Regions from separate parts of the Mus musculus genome. Here regions 1, 3, 4, 5 and 6 are each linked to region 2. Evidence: chromatin loops called from intact Hi-C (ENCODE). Cell type or tissue: left cerebral cortex. All regions are shown on one strand.

Region 1 (4,000 bases), 200 kb after region 2:
CTTCTAGTCATGAACACCCACCCAAACTAAAGGTAATTTGTTCCTCACGAGCTAAAACCAGGAAGAACAATTGAGGAAGTGCATTATCTTCACTGCTATCTGGTCACGCTGTAACCAGTTCCCATGGCCTCTGTACCGCCACCAATCCCTTCCTCCCTTACAAACAATAGTGCTTACTGTAAAATATTAGTGAGCTTGCAGTGCCACGAGTGAGACTCTTATGCACAGCTCCCAAACTTCACGATGCATACGGTAAGGTAGCAGGGGCCTATCAAACAGGCACTAACCAAGGGCAGATGGAGACAATATTCGGATTCTGAATTTGGTTATGATCCCTGGAACTAGAGTCTGTTGAGGCTTTTACCCTACACACAGAGCCCCAACACCGCACACTTCCTATTGATTCTTGTCAAGGTCACTAACACTGTCCTGTCATCAGCTCCCTCCTCCCATACAGTGTCCAGTAAGCCTGTCCTTAAACCAATACATTGCTTGCGTCCTCAGATCCTGTCTCTATGAAGGATGGTCCTAACTGCTTGTACTATCATTATCTTATTCGATATTCCTGTCTTGCAAAAGCCTGCAGCTGAGTGTGTGTGGGTCTTATGTAGAGCAACTGTATTCAAAAGAAGCATGGCACACGCACGAGCAAGCCCAGCCAGGCCTCCTGGAAGTACCTCGACAGACGATGAATGTCCAATGAGATCTCCGATGAGCTCCAGGGAACACGTGGTAACGTTTTCTTCCTGCTTTTTAACAGGCTGGCTGGCCTGTTTGTTTACTCTTCCAAATCCCCACATATTAAAAAATCCTACAAAAGGACATTCATTTCAGTCATTTCAAAAACTACCGTGCTCTTTCCTTACGGGAAGACAAAGTTTGAATACAATCATGTCTCACACTTGGTTTGTCGAGGGCTGAGCTGATGGCACAGGCACTGCTGGGGTCTGGGAATACATTATGTTGTGTTTTCCTAGTTCACTTAGCTTCTTCTCATCTCCTATGCTGCCCTATCCATCCACTAGTGGCAAGAAGACAGACATTGGAATGCAAGAGAAGTAAACAGCCTTGAAGGGTGTATGTAATCACCGAAAATCAGGAGAAAGGCACTTCAGGCTGGTGGGAGGTGCTTCCTGGTCATTTAGATTACATGAAAGTCACAGTTTTCTCTCAGAATATAAAACTGCAATTAATTCAGTTGAAATAATGGGACAGTTTTACACTGGCAAAAGACACTTGCTGTGAGTGTCTGATTCCTACGCAGAGCATATTCTATATGGTTCCTGTGGTTCCTCTTTACCACCTTTTGTTTTCCTGTCAAATGAGATGAGAAAGGAAGTGGAGAAGAAAGAGGGGAGAGAGGGAAGAGGAGGGAGGGAGGGAGGGAGGAGCCACAGAGGAGGGAGAGGACTGGCTTTAGTGGAGGAAGGCGCACACCTGTTGGGACTGGCTCAGCTGCCAGCTGCTGTTTTTCTCGGACCTCCCACATGCGCACAGCGCCATCTTCCGAGCATGAGATTAACTGCCTGTGAGAACAAAAGCCAAAGAGAAAAGGACCAAAGGAGAGTCTCAGGGGGCTAAGTGCTCATTGCCAAAACCATGGAAACCATCGGCCCTCCTCTGACTGCAGCCAGCTCGTGGCAAGGCCGACCGTCACAGGTTAACATGGCTTTACAGTTCAAACTGGAAGCATTTGCCAGCAAAGCACCCAGGACACTATAGGACACTGCTCAATGACAAAAAACTATCACCTCCATTTCCTATTTTTTATTTATAGGAGCTACGCGTAACGCTGCTCCGGGGCGACATCACCGGATCCTTAGCTGCCGAATCAACCCTCATTTAGGAGCCTCAGGATGTAATGGGCTTACTGTCTGATTTTAGCTGTAAACATACACCACCATAAAAAGAAACGAGTTTATAGAAAATATGAAAAAAGAAAAAATAGTACATTGTAGGTGACCGAGGCCTTTTACCTTATTAAATGACAATTTTAAATAAGCCCTTGGTGCTTCTGTAAACTTGTCATCTATTGCTACAGCTCTTTGGTTACAGTCAGTCATGGCACACTCTCTACTTGAAGAAGAATGCCAAGGTCAAGACATGGGGCCAGATAATTTGGCCACTGCAGAAATTACGCTGGTGACCCCGGGAACCGTGACTTTCATCTTTGCAGGAGAGATGGGACCAGTACCTGTTTGGAAGTTTATCGATGTGTAGGATGTTGGAATCATGTGCAGTTTTCTGGCAGGCAATCACACGCTTCAACTGTAGGTTATACACATATAACCCCCTTCCAACTGCAGCAAATATATTCTAGGCAGGGAGGGGGAAAAAGGTCAGAACTTGGCATAAAGCTCGTCTTCACTACCCAGTGTGATAGATTTCCTGCCCCTGTGTGACATCGGAAAGCCACTGTTACCTTTCCAACCTTCAGACAGAAATTACAGCCCTGCCCTCTCAAGCTCCCAATGTCAAAGCCACCAAGGAAAGGTTAGCACCTTAAGCAAGTAGGAAGAAAGCCCAATGGAGACGGCTCTGCACAGGGTGGCTCAGCCCTGCCTTCTCCTCTCTGGAGACCAGAGCTGCAGAAGCGGCGGCTGCTACCCTGGCCCTATGGAGGAAGGTGCAGAGGTGCGCCCTGGGCTTCCGCAGAGCACAGGGACCCTTGGGAATTTACTCGGCTGTTCTTGTCTGGAAATGAAGGCAAAATGACTCCCACCACACATCCTAAGCAAACACAAGGCCATACACAACCTGGAGGGGTGCATGCTGTAGTGGCACTATCCCAAAGTCAGCTGAAGAATTAAAAAGGCACTTTAAGAATTTAGAAAGTATTTTTGCTAATGCTCGCTTTACTTCAGCCTTACAGCATCTTGCTAAGTACAAAAGGAGGGCACTATTGCTACTTTCCAGATGGGCGAGTTAAAAGTGAAGAAATTGAAAGGCTGGTAAGGTGGCTCAGTGGGTAAAGGTGCCTGCTACCAAGTCTGATGACCCGAGTTCCAATCCTAGGAACCCCTGGGATGAAGAAGAGAACCAACTCTTGCAATTATCCTGACATCCACATGGGGATAAAAAGACAACGTGTGCACACACACACACACAGCACACACACAAACACACACACACACAGCACACATACACACATGCTATCTCTCTCACATACACACATGCTCTCTCTCACACACAGACACACACACACACATGCTATCTCTCTCTCATACACATGCACGCACACACACGAATATTTTTAAATTAAGGCAAAAAGAGATGGAGGAAGACACTCAGCAATGACCTTCAGCCTACAAACTCACACTCAGTGCTGGCTGCACACCGAATGCAAAATACCCACATAAACACACACACACAACACACAGGCAACATGCACACATAACACTCATGTGCACACACATGCACACACACAAGTGGCACAAAGAGTAGCACAAAGAAGAGAAAAGCACTCTTACTGCCAATGTTTAATGAAATGATAGCATGTGTAAGAGAAAGCACAGACTAAAGGGAAAGAAAGGATCCGTCAGCGCCTTGCTCCATGGCTGTGAACACTGAGAAAATAACTCCTTTAACACACGGGGCTCCCTGAGCCACCGCGGCTGAAAGGAAAGAGTTACAATTTGGGAATACACTGCTGGAGATCAGAGGCCAGGGGCAGCCGAGTGTGCAGCTATGTGTGGTGCTGGCTTTCCAGCACATGCTTCGGAAGCACTGAGGCCAGGCCCAGGAGCTGCTCTCACCCAGGCTATTAGAGCCAGCAAGGGAGACATCTCTCACCCAAGTTATTAGAGCCAGCATGCCAGCAACCTGGAAGGGAGACATCTCTCAACGTTTTAACATGCTCTCCTCTTTAGGAACTACACCAGAGTTTAAAACAAGTAAAACAGTAACCTCAAACACGATGGGGATTCCTTAATCCAGCCAAATAAGGTCTGTAATTTGCATTCTAACAATGCTCTTACATGCAAGATCAGGCTCAAGGATG
Region 2 (4,000 bases):
GCTAGGCTGGATGGAGTTCTCTGCACAGTGGCCCAGTGCAGGGATTTGTGAATGAACTAGGCTGCTTACGTTTGAAGAGCTATAGAAAGGGACTAGGGGAGAGCCAAGTGGAACCTGTTACTATAGTGTTTCTCTGGGATGACTGTATCCTGGACATTATTGAGAGAACCCAGCCAGAGTTTGGAACGCCAGCAGTTCAGGGCAGCTGCCTCAGGATGGTGCTTCTGCATACATGTCTTCCGGGGTGGGTGTGGGTGGTGGGATTGTGAGGATGTGAAATGGATGGTTAAAACAGTCTCTAAATAGTTCCTGATGAAAATCTATTCCAAGATATGTTTTCAAAGTACGATTACATCCGAGAGGATTTCACTGTGTCAGATTAATTGCTTTATAGCAAACCCAAGAGCAATAGCACATCTCATTGTGCAGAGGAAAAATACGTCTTTAAGCTCTTAATGTTAGATACACACAGCTCTTATGTAGTCAGTAGATTACCAGGGACCATTCCATGATTCCTTGACAAAGACACAATTGTATGTCTGGTAGTAAAAATACATTCAACAGTTGGCCCAGTGTGAGGAAGCTCTGGGTCTTCCCTGAACGAAGTGCAGACACACTGGAGGAACAGTAGGGATAGTGGGCTGCCTTTCCATGAACTTCATTTTTGTAAAATGGAATCTCATTTTGCTACATACAACTTAACCAGTGTTTACTAATGGCTGTGACTTTTTCTAGCAATAATTGTGATCACCATTAACATAAAATACCATTTAATACATACCTACTATGTATCAGGAATAAGTTTATTTTCTTACTTTTGAATATTAACAGTGTATCTGAAGAGTAGAGACCTGGATTCAATTAAATATTTGTTACAGAGGGCTGTGGTGGGCACAAAATTTGCTTTTGTTTGCTGCTTTCTGGGTCCCCTGCCAGCAGCAACATAAAGTTACCATTAGAAGAAATTTCAAGGTGCTAAGAAGGCTATATTTAGCAACATTTTTAACGTGAGGTTTTGAAAGGGGATTTGAAGGCCTAAAGCATAGTCAAGAATAGTGGCTGCTCATGAGCTTGCGGTATTTCATTTCGGTTGCTCGAGAGAAACTTATGTATTTTTTCCTTTCATAGGAGCAAGGAACTCATTTTTTAATACCTGGCAACCCCAGCTACTGGGTGTTTGTTTAGTGAACGAAAAAAAAATAATGAATGAGTCTATTTTTCTTCGTCTTAATGCTTTCCTCAAGAGGCTACTTAGAAACCAAATGGAGTAAAAAACTGGTGGAGAAAATGGGTGCCGATTATTAGCAGTTACTATAAACTTGAACAAATCTCGTGCTACTTGGCTTAAGTGTTAAAAGGCTTGACCTGGGGAGGAATTTAAGTCACTTTATCAACAAGATTTCCAAATAAGAGCTTAATTTATTCCAAGTCATTACTAGGAATGTTGGAAGGGAGAGTGATATTTCAGTGATTCCACATGAATATGCATGACATAAACCTCAGAGATTATACACTGAAATTAGATCATGTATATTTATATAAACACTATAGAATGTATTATCACACAATTACCCCCCCCCCAAATACTTAATAGTATCCCATTACCTTCCCACTCAGTGTTCTACGGTTGGTTTCAATTGTAGAGTTCACATCTTCTGTTCTCTTACATGGATGTGATAAGTGTGTAAAAAAAAAAAAATTTCTTTTGCTTTTTAGAATAAGAATTCCTTTTCCCTGAGTGCGTGATAGTTGTCAGGTGTGCGGCTCCTCTTCTCTTTCTGAGTGCTTGGGTAGGAAAAGAAAGTCTTGCCCATTTGGTCCCATTTACAGCACTGGGGTTTTTTTAATGTTTCTTTTTCATTCCTTTTTGTACATCAATGGTAAACAATATCTTCATTATCCAGTTGGCTTCTCGTATTCCCCTGAGTGCAAAAAAAGTGTGTTTGATCTCTGTCTTTTTCTAGCAATAATTTATTTCATTAAGCTTTTAGAATGATGAAGCATTATGATGTCAAACATGATGTCAACAGGAACCTTCTTGAATACCTAATTGGCAAAAAAAGATTATAAACATTAATAATTCATATGCAGTGAAATGATATCACATGAGTTTCCATTTCTGGTAAGGAGTTTGTCTCCCAGTTGCTGTAAAAATTCAACTTCCTAGCAATTCATCTCTCTTTTGCTTGCTTTTCTAAAATAGTACTCTAACGGGAGACTCCTACAGGATGCTCATTCCTGATGCATGGCAGTTCTGTAATTCTTGTTCAGAAATCCTCAGAGGAGACAACTGAACTTCCCTTGGGCAGGAACTAGGAATTCTTACCAATCTTTTCTGGTACCAGCTGTTGCTACTTGGAGCATCCAGGACTGAGAGCCAGTCCTAGTCGTCTTTATTGATGCTACACTCGACATAGGTGAGCTGATTGTGGATGTAGGTGGTGTCATCCAGGGGTGACCAGCCAGATGACTCTGTGCTGAGGGCCAATACCTCTCCTTGTCTACCCACTTCACCATGCTCACATATTCCTTCCACTGATATTTATGCCAACCTCTCCTGTAGATGCTGGGGATTTGGGAAAGATCCATAATGTTTAGTGAGCCAAGCCTACACAGGAGGGTAGATCTCTTCCAAAGGGGCTTAAACCAGTTGTTGATGACTTCCATAGAATTGTTCCATGCCATGCTAGAGCCATTGAGGATAATGCTAGCTGACTGTACATAAAAGGAAGAGAAATATTTATGTGATCACACAGTAAATAATGAGTTTTATTTGGTCGGGGGGGGGGGGGGAGGATTAGAGCTACTTTTTATAGGAGTTCTTGTTTTTCTAAGTCTTGACTCTCAAACAAGAATCACCTGGCCAGCTTGTTAAAGCATACAGTGGGTCTGGGCCCCACCCCTCGAGTGTCTGATTTCATAGGACTTGAGAGGAAACTGGGAACTTGCAGTTTCAGTGAGCTTTTAGGAGATGTCTTGTTGACGATCTGGGGGCCACACTTGGAGAGCCCATCCTTTAAATGAGTGAAGTTGTCCCGTGGCTCAGATAACTTATGTGCGGCCACCTAAAGCAGACTATACTGTCCTGTGGCTGTGGACACAGCTCTCTCTTCATTTTCTGGTGTCAAAGTTGGAATCCTCACAGTTGTCTCCAAAATGTAAGTGGGAAGAGAGCTGGAGCATGTAGCCCACTCAGGTTTCTTGAGATTCAGTTCCCTACAGGACCATCTTGGGCTTGCATGGACCTTGATGGTTGGTCTTCCCATCACACTTCCCTCAGCTGCCTCTGCCATGGAGGACCAGGGCCCTCTGGACTCCCATTGAATGTCAGACAGAACAACTACATGGTCATATCCTCATTCTTGGTGTTCTTGCTATTACCTTCATTATTCTTTTATCTCAAAATGAAGCATAGCGTTTACTAAGCTCAGGCAAGTGCTATAATTGATATTTGTTGGACCTGGGTTTACTTTCTGCCATTGTGTATTTTTACGCAGTTCCTTCCCCCTCATGACACACAAATTAGAGCCAGTGCTGAGAACTGAACTTATAGTGTCTTGTATGTGAGGCAGCCCAAGGGATCCTATTTTAATTTTTCCCTTGATTTGCACTGTAGTTATATTAGTTTTTAAAGGCATCTAGGTTATTCTTCTTTTTAAACTTTCAAATAAGATTTAAAATCAGAGCTGTGCAGTGGTGGTGCACACCTTTAATCCCAGGACTTGGAAGGCAGAGGCAGGGGGTTCTCTGAGTTTGAGGTCAACCTAGTCTACGAAGTGAGTTTCAGGATAGTTATAGCTACACAGAGAAAACATGTCTCAAAAAAAAAAAAAAAACAAAAGCAAAACAAAACAACAGCAGCACTTGAAATCAGAAAGGGACAGTATGCACTTAGAGGTGAGACAGTTCCTACTGACATCTCCCCGTGGTGCCCACCTACTGGAGCTCTAATAAGATAGGCCACAGAGGTGAGGACAGGTTGGTAATGGGCCAGGAATCC
Region 3 (4,000 bases), 100 kb before region 2:
CCTGAGAGATGACCGTGGTTCTGAGCGCTGACCGCTCTTCCGGAGGGCAGAGCTCCACCCCGAGCCTCCCAGTCCAGCTGCTCCAATAACTGCCTGTAAGCCAGGCTCTGTGGAATCGGACCCTCAGGCATCCTCATGGTCATGAGCACACGGTGGTGGGAGCATTCCCATAACAAACTTTTAAGTCAGTGAAAATGATTGCAACGTATTGTGAAGCAAAGAGCTAAGTGGGAAAATATTCAGAAAAAGATTTTACATGGGCTGTTAAAAAAAAATAAAGTACTGGATTCATAGCTATTTAGTGAAGCAAAAAAAGCCACGTGAATGCTGTAAGCTGAACTCTCAGCTATTTCTACCATTAGCTAAAAGCCACCAAAGCACTATTAAAGCCTTGTAAAATAATGCACTATGCCCGAAAGTGCACCTTTCTTTCAGCTCTGCATTAATATATATGTATATGTACACATACATATACACACACATGTGGCTTTTGAATTATGTGGTATGGATTAGCACTTTAAAAAACAACATTTCCTATGCTTCTTATTGTCACTTGCCTTGAACTATTTGAGGCCAAAGTGTGCACTAATAAACAGTACTGGAATCACCAGGAATTTAATCCCATGAATTTAATCCAAGCCCTTGGGAGGCAGAGGCAGGTAGTCTCTGTAAGATCCAGGTCAGCCTGGTCTACACAGGCAAGTTTCAGGTCACCCAAGGAAACAGACCCCGTCTTAAAAAAAAAAATAAAATAAAAAATTCAGAACACCACTAATTATCTCAACTCACGAAACTATTCAACAGCTGTTCTAAACACCTTTGGAGCTCAGCAATGGCAGGTACTTTTTTTCCAATGAAGGAAAATCCTATTCTTTTTAGTAAAGCTTTAAGCCGGCCACAGAAGGCTTGCACAACCAAAGGCTCCAGTGAGCCAGGCCCGGATCAGGAAACTCTTTTGTGTCCAGTGGAGGAGGAGATTCTGGTTTACTCTGGTTTACACCGGTTTTCTTACAGCCCCCCCCCCCCCCTCCACACACACACACAGGTGGGAAACATTAACCAAGTCGCAATTAGCGCATGAGGCTCAAAGTCACTCTCCACCGAGGCAACTTTACGGGGACAGTTCCCCCTCTTCCCCACCCCCCACCCCCCGGAGCTGGTTAACCAAAGAGAGCGGAGACGCTCCAGAAGGTTCCGGAAGCCCGCAGGCTGGGCCCCTCCGCCAAGCCTGGGGTGGTAGGCATCCCCTGCAGACCCCGCGGCTGCGACCCTGGATCCCACGGCCTAGGGGCTCCCGAAGTCCCCGAGGTCCTGCGTGGCGTCCCCCGCACCCCTCCACCCCGCGGTTTCTCCGATCCCGGACGTCCCCGCGGGCCCCTGAGATCACTGCAGCCCCTGGTGTCCCTGCGGTCGCTCCCGCCAAGCCAAGCCACGCCACCGAGCCCCAGCCAGCCACGCTCACCCGGACGCCGCGATGGTCGCCCCTCGCCTCCGGGCTCCTCGCAGACATTTTGTCCTGGACGGAAAAGGCCGATTCCCCCTTAAAGACACAGCGCTCAATTTGCGCGTCTCGGGGCGTCCATGGGGGGCGGTGACGCGTGGTCTGGACGCCGGGGCGCCGCTGCTAAACCATCCGGTCCGGGAGGAGTTTAGAGTAACGGATGGAGAACTAGTTTAACGAATTGAAATCTGTCGGAGGTTTTTAAACGGTGCAATAATAGCGCAGGGATGCTGAAAGCGTTTTAACCGTGGCTCTGCACGTTTGCGCGTTAACCTTCCAAGCCCTTGGATTCAGCGGGTCCAGATCCTCAGCTGGGCGCACTGCTCGCTCGCATTCTTACAGATTAAGGCCTCTGATATGGCACTAGTCAGAAGTCCTTGCAATCAAGGTCTTAGGAGGAAAAGGTGTCCACCCAAACCACCAGCACAGGGAACTACCTTTGTCTTCATTATATTCAGTTAACAGCGTCTGCGTGATTTACAGTTACATCAGCCGCTAGCGGCTGCGTTCTAAGGCGGGTTTCTGCATTCCACGCTCCAGGTGGAAAGAGAAACCTTTTTCAAGACCAGCCCGCTGAGGTGCGGGCGAGAGCCTTGGGGCTTTGCAGGCTGACGGGCAATCCTGTTGTGTAGCGTTTTGCTGTTCCAGCCGTTCAAATATTCCCACCATACAGATTTTTAATCTATAAATAGTCGCAAGGAAGTGACTTGCCAAATTCAAGAACGCACCAGTTAGCTCTTAACGCACAGCTGGCACGTTCTGCCCTTCATTCATAAAAACAAAACAAAAGTCACTAATTTGTTGCTTTTTAATTTAGTGTTTTTGCGTGGTGGTGGTGGTGGTGGGTGTCTGTGCATGCATGGGTGCAGTGTCAGTGGAATCCAGAAGAGGGCGATGGATCGGCGGTAACCGACTCCCCGCCCCCCCACCCCAATCATCTCTTCAGCCCACATACTGCTCTGCTCACATTCTATTAGTCAAAGTAAGTCACATGAACAATGGGCACGAAGCCTTGCTAGAAGACAATAAGCAAAAAGATATAAATGTAAAAAAAACAAAAAAAAACAAAAAACCAAAAAACCAAGAAATTCTTTTGTAGGTAATACAATCCATGTTAACTGCTTTGGTTCAAGTGGCGCTGGGGAGGAGCACCTTGCTCATGCAGAGCACGTGTTTTGCAGTGGAAATATTATAACCCTCCTCACTTAAACACACACACACCTGATAGACCTATTTGTTGACTTTCTTCTATGCCAAGAATTTCAGAGAAAAGAAAAATCTTGTTGGGTATCACGAAAGGAATACTTTTGCAATGGCGAGATTATTAGATTCCCCTCTTTCAAGATTGACCTAAATGTTTTCATACAATATATTTTGATCATATTCTTTTGTAACCCAGCAAACCAGTAAAACAAACAAACAAATGAACGAAAACACATTTTAAAAAGTGTGTAAGGATTCTCTAGAGTAACAGAACTTACAAACCGAATTCCTCTCTTTATATAGAGAAAGGGGGAAGTTTTAGAATGACTTACAGGCTGTGGTCCAGCTAACCCAACAGTAGCTGTCTATGAATGGAAAATCCAAGAATCTAGTAGTTGTGTCTCAGCTGGTCTTCAATAGAAGCTGGAATCCTGCAGGAGTAACCGCCGCCGCTGGCGATGGACTTGCCAGTTAGGCCAGAGTACAGTGGCAAAAAGCAAAAAGCTGTCTTCTCCCGTGTCCTTATATAGGCTTCCAGCAGAAGGCGTGGCCCAGATTAGGGGTGGGGTTTTTCTGGCTCAAAAGATTAAAGGTGTGTCTTTTTACCTCAAAGATTCCTGATTAGAAGTGGATCTCCCCACTTCAAATTAGGTAAAAATCCCTCACAGGTGTGCCTTTCATTTTGGGGTTTTAGCTAGTTTCAGATGCAGTGAGGTTGATAACCAAGAATAGTCATCACACATGGAGACAGTTTTGTATTGGCCAACTACCGTGAGCATGAGGCCCATCCTGGTGTGGGTTGGTAGACAATATCTCACTATTCTCTCCCTCTCCCTGCAGGTGTAAATTGCAATCGGCTCTTTGTGGGACCTTGCTCACTTCTTCCTCCACTGGGCTTTGGTCTGGCTTGCCCCTTTGCAGGTCTTATACATGTTGTCACAGTCTCTGTGTGTCACCTGTGTCACCTTGGTATGTCTGGAAGGCACGGTCTCCTTGGAGTCACCCACACCTTTTGCTCTGACACTGTTCCCACCTCCTCTCCCACAGAGTCCCAGAGCCTCGGGGAAGGTGTGACGAGGACATCCCATTTAGGATAGAGTGCTCCAAAGTCTCTGACTCTACAAGCTGTCCAGCTGTGGGTCTGTGTTAATTAGCATCTACAGCAAGAAGCAGCTTCTCCGATGAAGGTCTTGTGAAGTACTGATTTCACATACAGGTATAAAAATATGTCATTGGGAGCTGTTTATCGCTGTGTTAGTTGAGCAGAATCATAGTAGTAGGTTTTGCCTCAGTAGT
Region 4 (4,000 bases), 110 kb after region 2:
AACTCCAATTGGCCAGCCCTTGGGGCCATGTTTTCTTGACTCGTAACCCATTGTGACTCTCTTCCTACTTCATGTTCTTCTCCTCCACTCCTTCAATCCCAAACCTAGGAATCCTAAATTTGCTTCTGCCCAGCCATTGGCTGTCGGCATCTTTATTTACCAATCAGAAATAACTTGGGAGCAAGGTCACATAGCTTCTCTTGAGTCTACATGCAGACTGTCTCATCGCTGGGTTGACCAGGTCTTGGGGGGTCCACACTTAGCATTACAATATACAACAAAAGACCAAACCTCAACTGCTTGCAGCTCCAGACTATAAATTCAAGGGTAATCAACAAGACCAGTGCTCACATAGTATAGTATATATGTGTTCCTGAGTTCAGTTCCCAGTATTCCAAATGCATGCACATGTGCATGTGCGCACACACACACACATACACAGGGAGGGAGGAAGAGAGAGGGGTTCAATTTTTTACAGAATCTACAGAAGGCTTGCAAAGTGTCTGTGTGTGTGTGTGTGTGTGTGTGTGTGTGTGTGTTATGTCTCTGTGTGTATGCATGCACATGCGCACACATGTGTTGAGCACCTGAGCAGTCATTTCTCATCTCAAGGAATTCATTAACTCTGAGAGATTTGTCTCCCCAATGTCAAAACTCAGATGTCAAAACATGAGAAAGGCATGTGTATCAGAGTTCTCTAAAGGAACAGAACTGATAGAATGAAAAGAAAAACTACTTTACACATGCATATTAATATATGTATACATATTTGTATATAGTACATGGTTGGTGTTCAGAAAATATTTGTGGAGTAATGCCTCTTGCTATTTTTTCAAAGAGTGGAAAAAACATTCCAGGCTTGTGAAATGAATTAGATTGGTTATAATCTGTAGCAATGGTCCAATAGGAAAGAGTAGTCCTGAGTTCTATTGGACTGGTCAATAGCAAGTCATGATGACATGTATGGGGAACTTATTAGAGCAGCTTACAGGCTGTGTGGTCTGAGTAGTCCAACCACGGCTGTCTCCTGATAGAAAAGCCAAGGACTCAATAGTTGTTTAGTCTTTGAGACTGAATATCTCAGCAGTTCCAATCAGGAGTGGGGTCTCCCAGGAAACCCTAGAGAGCTGCTGGTCTTCAGTCTACACTGGAATCTCTGAGAAGTGGGTTCTAATACTATCAATGGAATGTTTCAGCGTCAGAATAGATGAACTTGCCAGCAACAATGAGGGCAAGCAGGCTAAAAGCAATGCTTCTTTCTTCCATGTCACTTACGTAGGCTGCCATCAGTGGGTGTGGTCCAGATTTAAGGTTGGCCTTTCCAGCTCATATGGTCGCTTCCAGGTATGCCCAGCTGAGTGGGTTTAGTTGATTCCAGATGTAGCCCAGTTGATAGCCAAAACTGGCTGTCATAGCATGGTTAATACAGTCCTATGGTTTAAAGCAGTCTTATGCCTAATTTTTTTTTGTCTGTAAATTGGCCTAGACATAATTTCATTGTTGGGGGGTCAGCACAACATGAGAAACTGGATTGAAGGGTCACAGCGTTAGGAAGGTTGAGAGCTGCTATCTTAGGGGCTTACAGAACTCTCTCTGAGAGCTTTCCTTCCAGACACCAACTCCTTTCTTGACCACCTACCTCCTCCATGTGTTGGCACCCATTCTGAAGTCTCCTTTTAGATGGAATTTATCAGTTGTTAACTTTCCAACTATCATTACTCAGTGTGAATATCCTATTATTTACTACTTACCATGGCAAACAAGTTTATATTTTTCCAACAAGGAGTTTTTATTTTGTCCAACAACACACACTAAGTGATTTTTTTTTTTTAAATTATCAAGCATTTAAGTGTTCAGGAAAAGTTTGTAGAATGATGCCTCTTGTTAATGTTTTTTAAAGTGAGGCACTCCAGTCTTATGTAAAAATATATGAAACGAATGGGGTTGTTTGGGATCTGTAGCACAGCCCAGTAGGAGAGGGGAGACTTGTGATTTTTATTGTACTAGTCAATTTGGGGCAATAATGACCAAGAGGAAATTGTTGAGATTTTTGTTTATAAACCCATCACATAACCAAACAAATTAGAGTAGATTCCGTCAGCTTCTGGCTCTTAGCTTCTGCTGTTTCTCGTTGTAATATCACAGTTGTCTTGAGTAAGAGGCTAATGACTTTTTACACAAACAAGCTCCTACCTGGCCTCCCTCATTATCTTTGCTGTAGCAACACTTTGGTCTGAAGGTTTTGTTCTGTTACAGCCCACAAGGAGGTGCCCTTCACCTCTCTCAGGAGAGCTACCTCCTGCCTCTTTCTAGCAGGACCTAGAGACCTAAGAGCATCCCAGACTGAGGAAGGATAGACCCAGGCTCGAAGGAGAAAATAGAGCTGGCCTGTGTTTTCCAGCAGATGGTTTGAAACCATGGGCTGAAAAAATGTTAAAATTATGCATATATATATATATATATATATATATATATATATATATATATATATAATTCTGCTTCTGGAAGCATGATATTTGAGAAAACAGAAAATGATTGGGAGTGTAAGATGAGTGGTGTGTATAATTGGATATTGCTGATATTATTCAGGGATTATTAGGGGAGCTTAGGTACCAAATAGTAATGTAGTTGTATACTTACATGAATGACTCTTTCTGTTTAACAGATGTGTGTGGATTGGATATGTTAGGTGGATTTGCCGAACACACACACAAGACGTGGACTAGAGTCTTAACCACCACAGGCCTTGCATATCAGACTCTTCTCACTACTATTCATAACAGTAACAAAATTACAATTATGACGTAGCAACAAAATAATTTTAAGGTTGGGGGTCACCACAACATAAGGAGCTGTATTAAGGGGTCACAACATTAGGAAGCTTGAGAACCACTGGGCTAGAGCAAGCCCATATTGGCCAGCAGTTGACGATTGCCAAAACTGATTGATGGGTGGGTGAGATTCATTATATTCTTGTGTCTACTTCCCTATGGGTTTCTAATGTTCAAATAATAAGACATTTTTCAAACCTAATGGTAGCAGTTGGGCACTTTAGCTTGTTTCTGTTCTGATTACAACAGAAACACTTTGGGTGTTTTACCATGACCTATGGTGTTGCTTTAAAAATCCTTTCATGCTGAGAGACTACTATTCTATCCCTAATTATTTAAACCGGAGTTGAATGCTGGAGGATATTAAATGCCTTAGCAAAGTCTTTGATTATGATGCTTTTGCATGGTGCCATATTGCTGGGGGTTGTCTCACTCCTACTATGAGAATAATAAAACCCTTTGCTTTCTAATCCCAGTTACTTGGCAGGCTTGGGGGCTGCGAATCCAAGGCTAACAGGAGCCTCACAGCAAGACCCTTTCTCAAAAACAAAGCAGAAATAGTCTTCTTATAATTCTTATAAAACCCTACAAGTAGTCACTGTCTCACTCATCAAGGTTTTACTGGGCAGCTTGGGAGCACCAGCCTTCTGCTGGGCACAGGAACATGGTGGGAAACAGGCCAGCCCTGAACAGGTTCAAGTAATGGTGAGACTTGCCTAGCTTCCTAACTTCCAGAGACTCTGGGTTCCTGAGCCCAGCAATGATGAGGCAGATGGTCCTCAGTTCAGCTCTGCCAGCGTCACAGCTCACGTTCAGCCTTTTCCCATGTTGGCAAGAGCTTGGATGTTTACAGTAATCTCTCAGGTTGTTGTAAGTTCTCTGAAGTTCCTGTGTCTTTACAGCTGTTCTAGTGCTGAGTGCATCGAGTCTCCCGGGACTTGGAAGCAAATACTGTTTGCACTGAACCAGATGTGCACATTTGCAAATCATCATGTAACCTTCGTAACCCACGTTAGTTATCCTGGCAGTCATTTTGCTCTTTCCCTCGCCTAAAAAAAGGCCTAACTGAAGAAAAACCTCCAACCACAGCCAGCAACACCCACCCCTTACTAGAATGACTGAGCACCTACCTGTATTCCACTCTCTGTCCTCCCAGCTACATCCCAGCC
Region 5 (4,000 bases), 140 kb after region 2:
CCATCCTTACGATGAGCCACAGTGCTCAGCATAGGATGTTTAAGAGAGAAAAACAGCGACCAACAAAATCTCATCACTTTCCGAATGAGTCTTCTGCTTTTCATGTAAGCAATGACGTTTGTGTCAGCCGAATGAAAGCCGGCTTTCCTGTGGTGGCATGTCAGTCCCTGAAAATGGCAGGCCCACGAGGGTGGTACGTCCACAGTAGCCAGGCTTCCTCGGGGGTACGGGGCTTGTGATCATATTTGCGTGAGGAAGGCCTTGGAGCTCAGCATCGAGGAGACTTGTCCGTGTGCTGACCTGTTGCCTTATTCTCCCGCCTGGCTCACTAATCACTGACTGTTTATGTTATTAGGAAAATTAGGCACTTTGTCTCCCTCAAGAAGCTGTGCTGTACCACTGACAGTAACAAGCAGGTACAGTATTCAGTGTCCTTTGCCGCTTCCTCAGCTTGCCCATGCGTCCTTCTCACCCCTGTTCTCCACTTGTCTTTCTCCATATTTTCTTGTAATTGCTGACTAAAAAGGTGTGTGGGGAAACCTCTGGCAGCTGCTTGGGGTTTGGTTTGGTTTGGTTTTCGGTTCTCCACAAGCCTGTCTTGCTTTGTTAGGAGTGTGTGCTCTGGTTCATGCTATATGCCTCATGGCTCTCTCCAGGCTAAGATATTTTAAGGGAACATAAGATGCTTCCTCAAAACTAAAAAAGAAGAGTCCCATTTCCCATCTTAATTTCTTAAACAAAAGGAAAGTACATACCCCTGCGAGCAGTCACGCCTCCAGCTAGCAGCCAAAATAAGAACCACTCCAAATTAGCACTGTGATTTTCTTTCCCCATACATCATTTCTTTTGAATGTTGTCTTCTGAAGTAGCAGAGTTTAGCAAGTTGGTAGATGTAAGAATGTTTTGAGGTAGTTTTATAGTGTTACAGTAGTGTTTCAGGTATTTTTTGTGTGTGTGTGATTTATAGTTTTACCATTTGCTCATGTAGCTTCCATATCATACCTTATAATCCATGGAGTATGAAGTATGAAATAAATATGGCTATGAGCAAGCTACCTTGAGTGTGTTAAATATGACCCGTGGCTATCAGAGAAGGAGCAGTGTCTTTTAGGAATTTCAAAGGCAAAATCCCATTCTTTTCTCACACAGTGGGGACTTGAGGGGGAGCGAGAGGTGTGGCCAGGTGAGGGAGCTGAACTAGCAGCAAGATGGAAGCCCTCAGGGCTCCTCTGAGAGAGAATTCCAGACGGGCAGAGGGGCTGGGTGGAGCGAGCTTCATGGAGCCCCAGGTGACAAAAGTATCTGTGGCCATACCTTGCTCATAAGATTGAGTCCAACCCAAAATGCTTCCTTCACCACTGAGAACCTAATCTAGGGTCAGAGAAGGATGTATTAATAACTCGTGCTGAGAGGAAAGACCTTGGAGACCGTGGGAAGGAAGAGAATAGGTCATAGGGACCAAACGTCATCAAGCAGTCTCACTGAGACATCCATACCAGGAGGAAGGATGAGGTTTGCATGAGACAGGACAAGACGGGGGCATGGAACCCTGGTGTCCATCTAGAGATGACTACTGTATACACATAAAGTAGTGCCGGCCACCATTTTCAGGATGTGGATCCACAAGAGAGGACACAATGACTTAGCAGCATCCATTCTCATGCCAGAAATTAAGCAGGAACAACTTAGGTCTTTGGTCTAAGATTCAGCACGTCTTTCTACAGAAGCCATGATGGTGGCTCCTGGCCAGGCCCCATGCAACACCCAGATCAGCTCATGACTTTGCATTTTAGTGAGGGATGGAGCTGTAAGCTAGGCAGTTTCCTTCTCTTCTCCTCACTCGTGCTCATTCCAGGGTTTCTCCTCTAGTGAAACAACTTCCAGTGCCCCCATTATCAACCCCTGTACCTCTACAGCCCCAGCTCCTACTGGTGCTTCATGACTCAGCCCAAGAATCTAGGCCCCTTTATTCCCTTCCCCATTGTCATAGCTGTCTGTGTGCTAAACTGCCCTCTGCTCTCTAGCAGTGTCACAGCCTCTGTATACCCAGCTGCCAGTACATAGTAGGCCTGGGGACATTGGTTAGCTTGTGGAAAGTAGAGTGTCTCAGTCCTGGCCTCCTGTGAACTCTGCCTGCTGCCCACGGGGAACGGGCAGGCCGTTAGCATAGGATGCCAGGACACGGAGGCCGCCTCTCCTCTGCAGCTCTAAATAGAAACCCCTTTGCTACCATGAATCAGTTGCTGTTCTGAGAAGAGTGAAAGCACAGAGCTTAGATCCCCTGAGCCACTGACGTCACCTAATGGTGCTGCACAGGCCTGAGACTCTTAGATTTTTTTCCAATAGTAAAGCGTCTTGTCCCTCTGGCTGGCTACAGTCCTTTTCTTTCTCCCCAAAGAAGGCTAAAGCCATGGAGATTGCTCAGGGCTGGGGAGGGCTCTTGGAGCAGAGCGGCCTGTCTGCAGGCATTTGTTCTGAGCTTCTGCTCCTGGGGTCCAGCTCTGATGTCACACTCAACCAGTGCATGGGCTAGCATTTGAGCAGGGAATGGAGCTGTGTGCCAGAGAGCTCACGTCTGGTCGTGTTCGTCATCACCAAAGATTCTTTCTAATCTGTAAGCTCTGAGCGATAAGCCAAAGTATGTCTGCTGCCCACACCTGCTCCCCAGAGCTCCACCTAGTTCAGTATGGGCACCCAGAAGCCATGGGCCTGAGACAGGTAAACAGATTAAACAAAGTGGAACCCAGAGGGAGAGAAAACTGAAACTGTACAGGCATCAAACCCCAGGCCTGAGGACTCTGAGGAAAGCATCTGTTGGAGCGTGACCATGCTCTCTTCCCATGCCTTTACATGTACCAGAACAGAACAACTACACAGAGGCCTCTGGCTCTACAAAGCCTCCATCATTTACTGTCTTACTCTCTACAGGAGATACTTGCCGACCTTGGTGGTAAAAGGTCATTTTCTTTCCTGCATTTCCCACTTGCTTATGCCACCTACAGCCTAGGTTTCCCAGACTTACCCAGTCTGGACATCCTTTATCTTCATGCCACCACTGTCCCGTCTCAGAGCCTGTCAGAGTTGTTCTACTACCACATAGAGCATGTAAAATCCTAGGTCCCTTGATCCATTTGCCTTCTCACAAGGTCTGGCTCTAAATCAGAAACCGTATGTAGAACTGCAGGAATCTAGCCTGGTGCAGCCCTGGTCCAGTCAGACTCGAACAGAGAAAGGGGTGCTAAAGACAACATCACCATGCCAGTTCCCTCTGAGCTGGCCTGGAGTCTGGCCTTAAGGCAGGGAGCCTGTTGAAAGCAGAGGGGCCTCTTTACTGCCATCCCTCCATGCCTGAGTGTTCGATTCCTCTTCTTGACTATGACAATAGGGTGAACATGGCAATTCCCAAAGCCAATGTGCTTTGAATCCAAGGGGAAGAGCACATGCGGAGCCAGCATGCAGGAGGACAGGGCTACAGTGCACTGTTCACCAGGTTGCCTAGTCTTCTTGTGGAGGTGTGACACATGGGGCTATGGAGAAGCCACTGGGGAGGCGCCCATGTCTCCCCATTCCATAGGAAGTGATTTTCTTAAAGAGTCAGAGAACATAGCTCTCTGGAGAGAGCCTCCCTTTCCACTGTGTATATTTGTGAGGAGAACAAAGAAGCCAGGCTCAGACAAAATATTCTGGTTAATCAACCATTTAAAGTAGCAGCTGCTAGAGGGCAGAAGGCAAATGCTCTAGCCCAATGTCACACAGTGCTTCACAGAGCTGGGAGGTGGGGACCCCACTTCTAGAACCCTCTGATGCTCCCCCCAATCTCCCTTCATGTTTCCAGTCACCTGACCTCTAAATGGAGAGCAGCTGTTAGACTCAATGAGCTAGGCTACCTGGGCAGCTTCACTGTGCCTACTTTAGCCTGACACCAGCCTGGGCACTGACACTTGGGCATCACAGTATCAACACACTGAGGACAGCAGGGACAGAAGTGAGAACTAATGTG
Region 6 (4,000 bases), 130 kb after region 2:
AGTCCCCGCTAGATTTTGTCCTGATTCAGATCCCGGCACTGGGGCTGCCCTCAGGGAGATTTAGGGCACCTTGACCACGGCAAGCAGGATGCAGGCCTGCCTGGTAATCGTGCTACACATGCCAGCCCTGTCTGCACATCCCTGTGCTGCTGAGACCTTCGTGGTTCATAGTATGGAAGCTCACATGTTCTCATCACAGTGTTGCTGCAAGTTTCTCGTCTTCCAATGCTGTGAGCACTACCACTTCGCATCCCTTCCCTCCCAGGAACTTCTTGGAAGAGTTGGATCCATTGCTGGGCTCATAATGGAATGCTCAGGCTCTTCATGTAAATCAGTGACCCAGGAAGCAGGGCTTGCCTCACGCGCAGCTGTTCTTCGCCTCTCCACCTGCTGATATGTTAGTTTCCAGCCCTTCCCTCAGCCTTCTTGAGTGCACCCCCTTTTGGGGGTTGGGAGTACATGTATATTACGCGAATCTCTCTGAGCCTACAAAATTTGGACCCATCATCCAGAGGAGAATGACTCAGACAATGACCTTGCTCCAGTTCCTTAGGGTGTTCAAGGGCATATAGAGCATCTACCTGCACCCCAAGGCAGATGAGCAGCTATGTCATTTGTTAAAGACTGGGAAATGAGCTCTTTATTATACAATGCCAGAATAATTATAGTCTAATTATGTAATACTTTCCCCTACAATTCTGCCCCCAGCTGTAGCTAAATATGTAGCATGACTGTCACTCTTCAAGGACACATCTGTACTGTGGGATGCTGCCAGTACTAAAGGTGGACACTTCAGGCCAGGGCTTTGTGAATGGTGACTACCATCTACACTTTATAGGACGAATAAATCCCTTCTCATTCTTGCCACCACCCATGATTCCCATGAGTCCCCTTGCCTGCTCTTTGGTCTTCTTGGCTAATTCTGAGACTCTGATTAGATGTGCACATATGTTCAGACTCTTCCTAAAAGCCATTGCTTTGCTCAGCCCCATCCTTGTTTAAGGTGATGCGTGTCTGTGCATATGTGCATGCCTGCATGTGTGTATATATGTGAATGAGGTATGTGTGTGCATGTGTGTGTGCATGTATGTATATGCATGTGTATGAGGTGTGTGTTCGTGTGTGTGTGTGTGTTCTCTTTGGGTAGAATTCAGATGGAATACCTTTCTAAGATATACAGAACAGCACATGTGGATCCCAGCCACAATTGACAAGAAGACATTGAGAACCAGGAGTGCGTTCCTTGTGATCCCAACTGCCTACCACTCTGGTGGTAGTGCTAGAGCACAGTCAGGGACCCGCATTTGCACTGTGCACTTTGCCCCCACTGGACCACTATGTTGTTTATGGATGTGGTCTGGACCCTGCAACAGTCACCTGAATCTTTGAAACCCTTCGGCAGGCACAGAACAAATGATTGCACTATCCATTATCTTTCTCTCTCTTCTGTTTCTTTTTTCCCTCACGGCTTTCTAACCTCTACCCTTAAGGATTAAAAAATAAGGACATATGAGTTGCAGGTCATAGTTTCCAAGAACAAAAATTAACAAGGCCACAGTGTTTTTTTGCCTGAGAAGTATGAATAATTAATACACTCGATTAGGTTCCCTGGTTCTAGGAACATGACTCAAATTGATTGCCCCAGTTTGCTGCTGGTTTATTTAAATAGAGTCATCTACCCAAAAATAAACATCGCAGCTGGTCAGGCATGGCATGGTAGGGACAGGAAGGGGAAATGCTGTGTCATTCCTGTCCCTACCAGTGTCCCCTCATGTCACTAGATAGGGATTTGGTCTGTCTTTGGGGCATTCTCTCTGAAGAGTTTACGTTTGATGGATGAGCATGGGCCTAAGGTTCTGTATCTCTGGGACTTATTTAAGAACCGCCTTATGCGCAGACAAACTGATTGTGTCTGAAACACCGGGTTGCACGTTTAGTTGAGACGTACATGTACTTTACAGGAAACCAGACGCCAAGAGGAGTCTGTCAAAATGTGTTCAGCAGAACATAATTACCCAGCTCTCAAAGTTGACAAGTCAGCCTATCTGGCGTTGATGTCTCCACCCTTCGCACCTGGAATTGCTTTCCTGTGGAGCTGAGTGCAGTCCAGACCAGGTGTCTGGAAAATGCTTTTGACAAACCTGGCTCTTGCTTGCCTCTCAAGGGGGCAGTAGAGTGATGGCAGTGGTAACAGTCTTAGCACCCTTCGTAGTGTTTTTTGCTGACTTGATAGAACATGTTTGCACACAGTAATGGTGGCTAGACAGTACACAGAACAAATTAGTGGGGGTGGGGCAATTGGATGAAGAAATGGCCTGAAGGGCTCAGAACTGTCAGTGGCATCGAGCTGGTCCGGCTCTGCCCTGCTGAGCAGAACATGGATGCTTTCATACTCGTATGCAGAGAGCCTCATGTCTGCAGCCATAGGAACAGGCATCAATCATCCTTCAGCCCACTGAGGTCCTTCCCGTCTGCAGGCTGGTTAGCTTGCTGTCACTGAAACAGACTCGAGGAAGAAGATAGCTTGTGATGAGATTTTTTCCCTTCACTAAAGGCGTTCACAAGCCTCAGAGAACAAAGCAGCAGGACTCTGTGATCTTACAAGTACTATCACCTACCCCAGCCAGGAGTCTTCCATGTGTGGTCCCGAAGCACTTTGAGAAATGCCTGCGTATGCCATCTGTCGTCCCGACCATTACAAACGTCCACGGAACACATTCTTATAATTGTTCTCGAGATGGGCAAACAAGAGCAAGCGAAGGCCAGAAGCGGCATGGGATCCTGCAGCTAGAAAAATACAGTCCAACTTTGCTCTGCTGTTCTCCTAACAAATGGGTCAAAATGACAACAAATTATAATCTCTTTTATGTGGAAAAAATAGCAGTGAAGGATTTACCCCACAAGAAGAAATATCCATTCCATAAGCCAACATTATCCTGTCTTTTTATTTCTCTCTTTGCCCTGTGTAAGAAAGCCTTCCCTGGGACTCTTTTAATACCAGGGTTCCAGTCACGACGTTGCAGTGCTGGATAGGTCAGAACTTAATGTATTTGGAGTTGTTTTCTGTTGGGAAATTAGTTTAAATCAAAACCACAGTTGGATTCTATTCATATTCCTCAGGTGCAAAGAGGAAGTCAGCCAGAAAGGAGCTAGCGGTATAGAAAGCTATACAGGGGCAAAGAACTGGACAATGGGTGGGGTCTACCTGCCACTCCTGTCTGTCTTCATGCCTGTGGGTGTGGTTATAGGCTAAGTGGCATTGCAAGCTTGAGAAAAGGAAAACAAATGTGTCTCTGCATGTTACAAAAGGCCAGAATATCTCGTGGTCAGTTTGGGCCACACTGGGTTCTCCTAATTGATGGGCACTTGACCTTCGCCATGACCACAGCCGTGACCATGCCCTTACTACAACACTGCACATTGGATTGAAATATCAAAACAAAGGGGTACCAACAGTCAGATCATAACAATAACGAGTGCACACTGTTAGTGACTCTGGGGTCTGTCTATGTTGCTGAATTAACAACGTTCAATCAATGTTTGTATAGAACTAACACTAATCTTGTGCATCTTTCAGGGCCTGTAATTCAGTGTTTACAGCGTTAGACCACTGTCACGAAGCCATAGAAATAACAAGTGATGACCATGTGATTCAGGTATGGGAAGAAGCGCTTCACATCATTAACACTGACAAAGAGCCTTTCAGGTTCCACCCACCTCTGAATCTCAAATACTCTCCCATAATTTTCTCGTATTTGCACATTTTCTTGAAGAAAGGAAAATCAGTATGTAAGAAGATGACTGGCAAACTTAAGAATTAGTTATTCAAAAGAGAATAAAGGTTATTTGATGATTTATCGTTTTTAAACTGTATGTGTGTGCACGTGTGTCTGGGTGCCTGTAGAATCTAGGAGAGGGTGTGTGATACCCTAGAGCTGCAGTTATGGGCAGTTATGAGCCACACAATGTAGGTACTGAGAACTGAACCCAGGTCCTCCTA

Evidence for each region. Peaks named below come from ENCODE experiments on the same cell type or tissue, not always from the same donor. Only the 100,000 strongest peaks of a DNase experiment are listed, where the experiment ranks them.
Region 1: a loop joins it to region 2, with 2.3 times the contacts of the local background. A loop is called at or near these places in 3 of 42 quality-filtered maps.
Region 3: it touches region 2 in a loop (2.3-fold over the local background); 2 of 42 quality-filtered maps call a loop at or near these places.
Region 4: a loop joins it to region 2, with 2.4 times the contacts of the local background. A loop is called at or near these places in 3 of 42 quality-filtered maps.
Region 5: it touches region 2 in a loop (2.3-fold over the local background); 4 of 42 quality-filtered maps call a loop at or near these places.
Region 6: it touches region 2 in a loop (2.5-fold over the local background); 5 of 42 quality-filtered maps call a loop at or near these places.

The regions. Positions count from the first base shown.
Region 1 is chr13:95,015,643-95,019,642 of GRCm38, reverse strand. Wdr41 (WD repeat domain 41) reads right to left here. Exons shown (of 14, transcript NM_172590.3): 11 at 2,195-2,316; 12 at 1,438-1,526; 13 at 678-811. Among named protein-coding and RNA genes, the nearest start is that of Gm48350, 2.8 kb to the right of the region's middle. In left cerebral cortex, a CTCF peak has its summit at 1,508; DNase peaks (open chromatin) are centred at 676 and 1,480.
Region 2 is chr13:95,218,013-95,222,012 of GRCm38, reverse strand. The region is part of intron 1 of Pde8b (phosphodiesterase 8B); the gene reads left to right. Among named protein-coding and RNA genes, the nearest start is that of Pde8b, 3.1 kb to the left of the region's middle. In left cerebral cortex, no CTCF peak of the experiment used is centred here; DNase peaks (open chromatin) are centred at 123, 544 and 2,269; H3K4me3 peaks cover 1,935 bases; H3K27ac peaks cover 1,284 bases.
Region 3 is chr13:95,322,807-95,326,806 of GRCm38, reverse strand. It overlaps Zbed3 (zinc finger, BED type containing 3), which reads right to left and starts at 1,982. Exons shown (of 2, transcript NM_028106.3): 1 at 1,463-1,982. In left cerebral cortex, CTCF peaks have their summits at 1,584 and 2,368 (motif pointing right); DNase peaks (open chromatin) are centred at 1,224, 1,772, 2,375, 3,195 and 1 more place; H3K4me3 peaks cover 2,409 bases; H3K27ac peaks cover 1,647 bases.
Region 4 is chr13:95,108,021-95,112,020 of GRCm38, reverse strand. The region is part of intron 2 of Pde8b (phosphodiesterase 8B); the gene reads left to right. Among named protein-coding and RNA genes, the nearest start is that of Gm41025, 59 kb to the right of the region's middle. In left cerebral cortex, a CTCF peak has its summit at 2,252; DNase peaks (open chromatin) are centred at 2,307 and 3,683; H3K27ac peaks cover 785 bases.
Region 5 is chr13:95,079,530-95,083,529 of GRCm38, reverse strand. Pde8b (phosphodiesterase 8B) reads left to right here. Exons shown (of 22, transcript NM_001374003.1): 10 at 356-416. The region is part of intron 1 of Gm41025 (a long non-coding RNA gene); the gene reads right to left. Among named protein-coding and RNA genes, the nearest start is that of Gm41025, 31 kb to the right of the region's middle. In left cerebral cortex, no CTCF peak of the experiment used is centred here; DNase peaks (open chromatin) are centred at 719, 1,778 and 2,215; H3K27ac peaks cover 3,312 bases.
Region 6 is chr13:95,089,934-95,093,933 of GRCm38, reverse strand. It overlaps Pde8b (phosphodiesterase 8B), which reads left to right. Exons shown (of 22, transcript NM_001374003.1): 7 at 3,578-3,656. It overlaps Gm41025 (a long non-coding RNA gene), which reads right to left. Exons shown (of 3, transcript XR_003950703.1): 2 at 2,619-2,787; 3 at 1,074-2,496. Among named protein-coding and RNA genes, the nearest start is that of Gm41025, 41 kb to the right of the region's middle. In left cerebral cortex, a CTCF peak has its summit at 2,181; no DNase peak of the experiment used is centred here.